Linked DNA regions of Homo sapiens: region 2 is linked to region 1. A link is a contact called in ENCODE Hi-C or POLR2A ChIA-PET data. All regions are on one chromosome and are shown on one strand. Each heading gives the region's core, a stretch centred on a gene start or an enhancer-like site at or near the end of the contact. The rest is flanking DNA. Distances are from core to core; before and after follow the strand shown. Region 1 holds the start of UBE2K (ubiquitin conjugating enzyme E2 K). Region 2 overlaps N4BP2 (NEDD4 binding protein 2).

The links. Hi-C counts contacts between places; a loop is a spot of excess contacts on that map. ChIA-PET counts read pairs that join two places held with the same protein, here RNA polymerase II (POLR2A). Pooled maps may share reads with other maps.
Region 2: a map of naive thymus-derived CD4-positive, alpha-beta T cell shows a loop between it and region 1 (4-fold over the local background). The contact joins the enhancer-like site here to the promoter of UBE2K in region 1. A Hi-C loop is called at or near these places in 1 of 168 maps with a recorded cell type or tissue (naive thymus-derived CD4-positive, alpha-beta T cell) and 6 of 50 pooled maps. POLR2A ChIA-PET finds 5 or more read pairs at or near these places in 1 of 52 experiments (activated CD8-positive, alpha-beta memory T cell).

The regions. Positions count from the first base shown.
Region 1 is chr4:39,695,988-39,700,406 of GRCh38, forward strand. It overlaps UBE2K (ubiquitin conjugating enzyme E2 K), which reads left to right and starts at 2,149. Exons shown (of 7, transcript NM_005339.5): 1 at 2,149-2,403. The coding sequence starts at 2,341. RefSeq lists an enhancer at 1,703-1,762 and a silencer at 1,843-2,132.
Region 2 is chr4:40,119,025-40,123,443 of GRCh38, forward strand. N4BP2 (NEDD4 binding protein 2) reads left to right here. Exons shown (of 18, transcript NM_018177.6): 9 at 908-3,285; 10 at 4,103-4,188. Among named protein-coding and RNA genes, the nearest start is that of N4BP2, 64 kb to the left of the region's middle. Within about 2 kb of position 2,672, at least 4 of the 41 ENCODE cell types and tissues checked have a DNase peak (open chromatin) inside an H3K27ac peak, as active enhancers do.

The DNA of each region.
Region 1 (4,419 bases), core at 899-3,398:
CAGTTTTCTCGTTTCGTAGATGAGGAAATAAAAGCTGGCAAGAGAACTGCCATGGGAGAGAACTGGAATTTTAAAATCTCCTCTTGGTTCCTGGGGCGGGAGTTTAAGAAATTCTCTTTTGCCTTGTGCCCCCACTGATTCGCCTCCATTGGCTATTTCCATGTTTGCCACCACAATTTTAATTACTTTTGGTAAAACCATGTATTTGTGATATTTTTATAATAGATATTTTACTGATTGGCTAGGTGAAGAAAGTGCATGAAGTATAAACTTCTGAAATGACACCCTTATTACTTATTCCAAAATGTTCTATTCAAAATGCTTCTCAGTACCAAACCATTATTACTATGCACCTTAGAAACCACTTTCTTTTTTAAAAATTATTATCTTTAGAGACAGGATTTCACCATAGGGCCCAGGTTGGTCTCAAACTCCTGGGCTCAAGTGATCTGCTCCCCCTCGGCCTTCCAAAGTGCTGGGATTACAGGCGTGAGCCACCGCGCCCGACCAGAAACCACTTTCTTTTGTTTGTTTGTTTTTTGTTTTTTTTTGAGACGGAGTCTCGCTCCGTTGCCCAGACTGGAGTGCAGTGGCGCAATCTCGCTCGCTGCAAGCTCCGCCTCCCGGGTTCACGCCATTCTCCTGCCTCAGCCTCCCGAGTAGCTGGGACTACAGGCGCCCGCCACCACGCCCAGCTATTTTTTTTATATTTTTTTAGTAGAGACGGGGTTTCACCGTGTTAGCCAGGATGGTCTTGATCTCCTGACCTCGTGATCCGCCCGCCTCCGCCTCCCAAAGTGCTGGGATTACAGGCGTGAGCCACCGCACCTGGCCCAGAAACCACTTTCAAACTTACTTTCCACTTAAAATATTTTATACTTTTTGTTTTGTTTTGTTTTGTTTGAGACAGAATCTTGCACTGTGGCCCAGGCTGGAGTGCAGTGGCGCGATCTCGCTCACTGCAACCTCCGACCCCCAGGTTCAAGCGATGTTCCTGCCTCAGCCTCCAGAATAGCTGGGATTACAGGTGCCTGCCACCACACCTGGCTGATTTTTGTATTTTTAGTAGAGATGGGGTTTCACCATGTTGGCCAGACTGGTCTCGGACTCCTGACCTCAAGCGATCCGCCGCGCCAGCAAAAACGTTTTAGTCTTATCTGTACTCATTTACTCATTCAATATTTATTGAGTGCCTACTATCACCAGGCACCTTTGAGGCCTAGGTTTACAGAAATAAGGCTCCCCCTCCCCCACCCCGAGTCCCCTGAAGGGTACTGTAATTGTTTCCATTTCTCCAATTTTCACTTTAATATATGTGAATTTTCACATGCTTCATTCAGTTCAGTGGTTCTCATAATGTGGTCCCGGAACCAGCACCAACAGCAGCAGCAACTGGGAGACTTGTTAGAAGCGCAGTCTTAGGCCCACCCTACACTCTAGGGATGGGCATAGGAGTGTGTGTGTGTGTGTGTGTGTGTGTGTGTGAGAGAGAGAGAGAGAGAGAGAGAGAGATTGTGTGTGTGTGTCAAGCTCGGTATTAAATAGGTCAAAGAGCAACATCTGGCTTCTAAACCCACCCTCAGGCCTCTCCACCGAGTACCTGTCTCAAACCCAATCTGATCCAACAATAACCAGCCTTAATTCAATAATCTGTGCTACCTGAGATGATGGGAATAATCGTGGTACTATAAATGTTGCAGAACAAAAACGACTGCAGTAGATTTTCTGGGGCTACACCAACTGAAAATGGGCCGGACCGAGATCCGGGAGAGCGTTTTCCTGCGCTAGACACGGCGTTCAGCCTCCGGGTTCCGGGTCTAGCTGAGTCAGGGCGGCGTTCCAGCCGAGTGCGGCGTCGGAAACCCGTTCGGTTGCGCCCGAACCTTCGGTCAGAGGCCAGCGCTGGAAGCCCAGACCACAGCACCCGGGTTTAAACAGGAGCGGAGGCGCCGGGAAGGGCCGGGGGGGCCGGCTAGGGCCGGCCAGCTTGGAAGCCGCACCCTCGCGGCCCCAGACGCCGGCAGGGCGGAGCCACGCGGCCGCAGCCCCAGCCGAGACGCGAGCTCGTGGCTCGGGCGTATGGGGGCTCCAACGGGAGCGGCTGCGCCGCCCGGCCGGGTCAACGTCGTGCGCATGCGCCGACCCGGCGCCATTTTGGTGGCCGGGCGCGGAGGTGATTCCACACTGAGGCGAGCGCGGCGGCCGGGGTGGTAGTGGCAGTGTTCGTGTGCTCAGGTCTGAATCGCCGAGGGAGGAGGCGGTGGAGGAAGAGGTGGCGGCGGTGGCGGTGGTCGTAGCGGTGGCGGAGGAGGCGGGTACGAATCAGCTGCGGGCGGAGACATGGCCAACATCGCGGTGCAGCGAATCAAGCGGGAGTTCAAGGAGGTGCTGAAGAGCGAGGAGGTCAGAAATGAACTCCCGGATATCCCCCACCTCTGCCTGGGGCGGGAGGGTCCTCCCAGCTGCGACCCCGATATCCCCGGTAGTCCCTGGGTGGTCCTCCTTGCGGCCGCCCTTCTGCCTGTGAGGAAGCAGCAGTGTTCCCCTCCTCCTTCCGCCGCCTTCCCCTCCCCTCCCAGAGCGCTAGGATGGACGGTCTCGCGGGCGGGTGGTCTGGGGTGGAACATGGTTTGGGGAGGTGATGGACAGGGGGCAACTCCTCGGAGGGATGGAAGCTCACAAGAGAACCCGAGGCGGTGGCCGCAGCTGGAAATGTGGCTGTGGGGTGGGGAGGGAGCAGGCCGAGCCTGAGAAAACCCGGGAAGTGGGTTGGGGGAAGGGGAAAGGTGGTAACTGGATCCCAAGAGCAGTGCTGCTCGAAGGCCCACACTTTTGAGGGTATTCGGGGTTATTGCCTGTCAGGCCTTCACTGTTCTTTTCTTGGGGAAGGAGCAGTGAGTCCTTAGGTATTGATTAAAAAGGAAGGACATTCAGAGTTAGTCCTTCTTAGTTGGGTGTTAGGAGTCAAAGGGAGACATAATAGAATACTGTCTTATTTGGTGGCAGGGGTAAGGGAATTTTCACCTGAGTTAGCAAGTTAATTCCAAATAAGATAATTATCTCTTTTCCACTTAACCCCCAAATTCCTAGGCCTCATCTTTATTGACATCTCAATCTTTTGAGTGGGCAAAGGCAAGGTGTTTGGTGTATTAAAGACATGTAAATATTTTTAGTTAGGAAACAAATAATGGAATGTATGAGTAGCTTATTTCAAAATATTGTTTACAAGTTACAGATCAGAGAGACTGTCTTAAGACAGTGCCTCTGTGACTCGTGTTGTGCCACGAAACTTCATTATGATGTCCCTCATAGTTAACTTGATTCTTACTTTTGAAAAGCAGACCTATTAAAAATGTGAAATTTCACCAGATTAATACATTGTTTCATCTCCTTATTGAGATTTATCACGACTTAACAGATTTTCAAAAAAGTTGCCTCCCGTTGCTCTTAAGTCCTGCAGAATTTAGATACATTTGTACTACGTTTATTTATGTAAGATATTCACAGTGCTCTAGTAATTTGACTCAAAATTATGCAAGTATTAGTACAGTTTCTCATACCAAGATCAACAAGAATGCCAGATTGTCTTCCCCACATGAATTAAACAAAAAGTAATACAGAAAATGATTATTTTCAAGATTCACATACCATTATTGAATATATCATTGCTATTTGTGTTTTTCTTTTACAGTTAGTACTTTAATAGTGTCAATAATAATTTGTGAAATTCAGCATTCTAAGTATGTGATGAGTATACATGGAGAAAAAATTATTTAAAATTCAAAAATGACAACAGACTTATTGAAAGTAGTATATAAGTCATGGTCGGTTTTACAGAGCATGTGTATGAACTCTGACCTCTATGTTTGTTCATATGCCAAAACTCTGAATGGAAGGATGACTTTGTATTTTGTGGTACAATGCAGAAATAGAGTCATAAGTGTCTGTACTGATACAATGAAACAGCAATTTTAACTTATTTAATATGAAAATGTATTCCAGGTTAGTTGACATATATACTCCTAATGAAAGCAGTTGTTGTTGCCAACAACTGAAAACATTTCTTGTTTAATAAGGTTGTACAAGCCTGAAACTTAATAGACTTTTAATGCTTTATTTTCTGTTACTTACGGTAACAGAAACAGTAAGTTACTGCTCTGGTAATTAATGTGGTCTCTTTGCTTTTTATGAGCTGACTTTTCACCGTGGTATTCTTAGTACTAAGTTGAAGATTACCAGAAATACTTGTATTGCTCTCTAGTAATGCATATTAAAAAAACACTGCTCTTTATACGTAAGGGATGTTGAAGCCTTACTTCAGATAAGCATCAAAAGTGTTTCAGAAGAAGAAAACAGGAAATGCAAACAGACAGGTTTTTTGTTGTTTTTGTTGTTTGTTTGTTTTGTTTTGTTTTGTTT
Region 2 (4,419 bases), core at 1,422-3,921, 420 kb after region 1:
AAAGTGGTTAAGAGCATGGACTCTTGAGCTATATTTCCTGGGTTCAAAAAGTCCCAAAGCTTTGTCATCTCTGACAAGTTACAAATCTTTCTGTACTTCAGCTCTTCATTTCTAAAATGCCAGTAATAACACTCTGCTCATAAAAATCTTATAAGGATTATGAATTAGTACATGCAAGGGACTTAAAGTAGCATCATCTAACACATAGAAAACTCAGCGTTAGGTATGATTTCACTTAGGAAGGCATCCTGCGAGAGTTGGGACTTCGAGCACTCCTGAAGTTAAAAAAAAGAGGAAATGCATTGACAAATTTAATCGAGAAAAATTAACTAAAGTTGAGAGTATAATGATTTGCACAAGTGCTCTGAGTCTGAAATTAACATTAAGTATGGCTTTAAAAAATCTTACCAAATGACATTTCAAATGAAAGCTCTTTTTTTCTAATTTCTCTTAATCGGGCAAATAGCGTTGGTTGGCCCTTTGTGACTTTGTAAATGAAGCTTCCTCGGTATCAGACCTATTTTACATATGCTTAGCTATGTAAAACTAAGGTCAGAAAGAAGCTAGAAAAGTGGTGTCCTCTCCTGGGAACAAATTCAGAGCTTTAACTTTAATGCATAATTAACACCTAAACTGAAAATCTCATATGTACTATTCAATTAAAAAAAAAGTTTGAGTGCTTCATATATGCCAAGCATCATGCTAGGTAATGGGGTTACAACAATGTAATGTGTTCATAGGGTATTAGAGAAAGATCAGAATTAGCTTTTATAATTTTAATGTAATTTATTTATAAAATTTTCAGAATAACTGTTAAGTGCCCTGTCAATTAATGCTTCTTTAAATCATAGTATTGATGGCAGCATTAAGAGACTTTCTCATGATACTCTTTAAAATAATCTTACAGCCCAAGAGACGATGAAGATATTATCTCTGAAAAAGAAGAAAATATTTTATCTTTATCTTTGAAGCATCTAGAGTTCACTGAAGAGAAGAATCTTGATGTAACCAAAGAAACAATGTTACCTGAGAATGTTGCATATCTCTCTAATGCAGATTTAAACAAAAGAAGAAAAGAAATAAGTGATATGAATCCTAGCATTCAAAGTGCTTTAATTCTGGAAACTCCACACATGTATTTTTCTGACTCTGAAAGCAAACTACAGGCAACAGACAAAAGTGAAAACGAGCAAATAGAAATGGTGGCTGTAAAAGGGTATAGTAAAACTGACACAGATAGTTCTATGGAGAGAGTATCACCTAGTACTTGCTGTAGTGAAAATAATCAAGAAGACTGTGATCTTGCAAATAGTGGACCACTTCAAAATGAAAAATCCTCACCTGGTGAAATAGTGGAAGAAAGAGCAACAGTAACGAAAAAAGCCTTTGGGAAACAAAAAAGCAAATCGACTTTGGAAAAGTTCCCAAGACATGAGCTATCAAATTTTGTTGGTGACTGGCCAGTTGATAAGACTATTGGTCAGAGGACAAAAAGGAACAGAAAAACTGAAAAAACTTCATCCGTACAAAGCGACAAAAAGTATAATTACCCTCAGTCACACAAATTAGTTAACAGTGTATCTGTGAATACAGATTGTGTCCAGCAACGAGGATCTCCACATGAAAGTGTAGAGGATGGCAGAAAGTCACAGTGTGATGATGCTTCAGAGCCACTCAATAGCTATAAATATGATGCTTATAAAAATATTGACAAAAACTCATTCAACATTATGGGTGACTGGCCTTCATCTGATTCTTTAGCTCAGAGGGAACACAGATCAAGAATGCCAAAGACTGGTTTAAGTGAGCCCAACCTAGAAATTGGAACAAATGACAAAATGAATGAAATATCCTTATCTACAGCACATGAGGCCTGTTGGGGCACAAGCTCTCAAAAACTAAAGACATTGGGTAGCTCCAATCTAGGAAGTTCTGAAATGCTGCTCAGTGAAATGACCTGTGAGAGTCAGACTTGTCTAAGTAAAAAGAGTCATGGGCAACACACATCGTTGCCTCTTACTTTTACCAATAGTGCACCAACTGTTTCTGGAGTAGTAGAACCACAAACGTTAGCTGAATGTCAAGAGCAAATGCCTAAGAGAGACCCTGGAAAAGAAGTAGGCATGTGCACCCAGACTGAACCACAGGATTTTGCTCTTTTATGGAAAATAGAAAAGAATAAAATTAGCATTTCAGATTCTATCAAAGTATTAACAGGAAGATTAGATGGATTTAAGCCGAAAGTTTTCAATATTAACACAAAATCAGACGTTCAAGAAGCAATTCCATATAGAGTAATGTATGATAAAAGCACGTTTGTTGAAGAAAGTGAGCTTACCAGTGCAGATGAATCTGAAAATCTTAACATTCTTTGTAAACTGTTTGGATCCTTTTCATTAGAAGCCCTGAAAGACTTATATGAGAGGTGCAATAAAGATATTATTTGGGCCACAAGCCTTTTGTTGGATTCTGAAACTAAGTTATGTGAGGATACAGAGTTTGAGAATTTCCAAAAATCGTGTGATGGATCACAAATTGGGCCTTTTTCTCTGGGGTTGAATTTGAAAGAAATTATTAGCCAAAGAGGAACTTTAGAGAATTCTAATTCTCCTGTGCCAGAGTTTAGCCATGGGATTGGTATTAGTAACGCTGACTCACAGTCTACTTGTGATGCAGAAAGAGGAAACTCAGAGCAGGCGGAAATGAGAGCTGTCACTCCTGAAAACCATGAATCGATGACAAGTATATTTCCCAGTGCTGCTGTGGGTCTAAAGAATAATAATGACATACTTCCTAACAGCCAGGAAGAACTTTTATATAGCAGTAAGCAGTCCTTTCCAGGTATTCTAAAAGCTACTACTCCTAAAGATATGAGTGAAACAGAAAAAAACCTAGTAGTCACAGAGACTGGAGACAACATACATTCTCCTTCACATTTCTCTGATATTTTTAACTTTGTATCTAGTACTTCAAATCTTGAATTAAATGAAGAAATTTATTTTACTGATTCTCTTGAAATAAAGAGAAATGAAAATTTTCCAAAGGATTATGTGAAATTTTCAGATGAAGAAGAATTTATGAATGAAGATGAGAAGGAAATGAAGGAAATTCTAATGGCAGGAAGTAGTTTATCAGCTGGAGTTAGTGGGGAAGATAAAACCGAGATATTGAATCCCACTCCAGCGATGGCCAAATCTCTGACCATAGACTGTCTGGAATTGGCATTACCCCCTGAACTGGCTTTTCAACTTAATGAATTATTTGGTCCTGTTGGTATTGATTCAGGTAAGGAAAAAGTAAATGACCATGTGTGTGTCTTTGTGTGACTAGACTACAGAGGGTTCTATTTTGTATTTTTTTTTTTTCTGAGATGGAGTCTCGCTCTGTTGCCCAGGCTGGAGTGCAGTGCCTCAATCTTGGCTCACTGCAACCTCTGCCTCCCAGGTTCAAGTGATTCTCCTGCCTCAGCCTCCAGAGTAGCTGGGATTATAGGCATGTGCCACCGTACCTGGCTAGAGAGTTCTATTTTGATTGTAAAATTATATTCTATGTTAACTGAAATGCAAAAGTAATTTTATGTTGCCTAACTTCACATAGTGCCTTATTTTTGACACATTTCTGGAGGACTTTAAAAAATACAATAGGAAGAAATAGAGAATATTTATATGGAGTTTGTATTTATCCCATACATAGTTTGAACGTTTTCTCTGGTATTTACTTCACACTTAATTGTACGGATGAACCTTTTAAAATCCTTTGGTGCTACTCCAGATACATTTAAGACAAGATTAATTTTTTAGAACATATTTATTGAAAAGTCTTGACTAATAGAAATGAATAAAGTAAACATATTTAGACTCATGGAAAGGAATAACTTAGATTTACTGTGAAGCTTTGTATAACTGCAGTAGTCAAGAAGTGTGAAGACAGTAACATAGCATATAACATAAATAGAAATACTCTAAGATTTAGTAAATAGAAGCATAAGTTAGGAATTAATAGTACAAGTTAGTTTTGTGATGCATAAGGTGGTTTAGTATGTTTTCTGCAAATATATAATGAGTAATGATTACATTTTCTTCCCTCCCCCTTCCCCCACAAGGGTCTCTAACAGTTGAAGATTGTGTGGTTCATATAGATCTGAATCTGGCGAAAGTGATTCATGAGAAATGGAAAGAATCTGTAATGGTTGGTAGGCTTCTTTTTATAAAGAGCTCCTTTTTTGTCCATTTTGAACCTTTGAATTTCAGTGAAATCTACCACATAATATTAAGGAGTTCTATTGAATTTTGGCTTTGAGATGGAAGAGTTCTATTGAATTTTGACTTTGAGAGAGAATGAACTTGTACCATTTAACAGATTACTGTCTTTTTTTTTCTCTCTTTTCAGTAGTTTAAGTATTTCCAGACAGCCAAATTA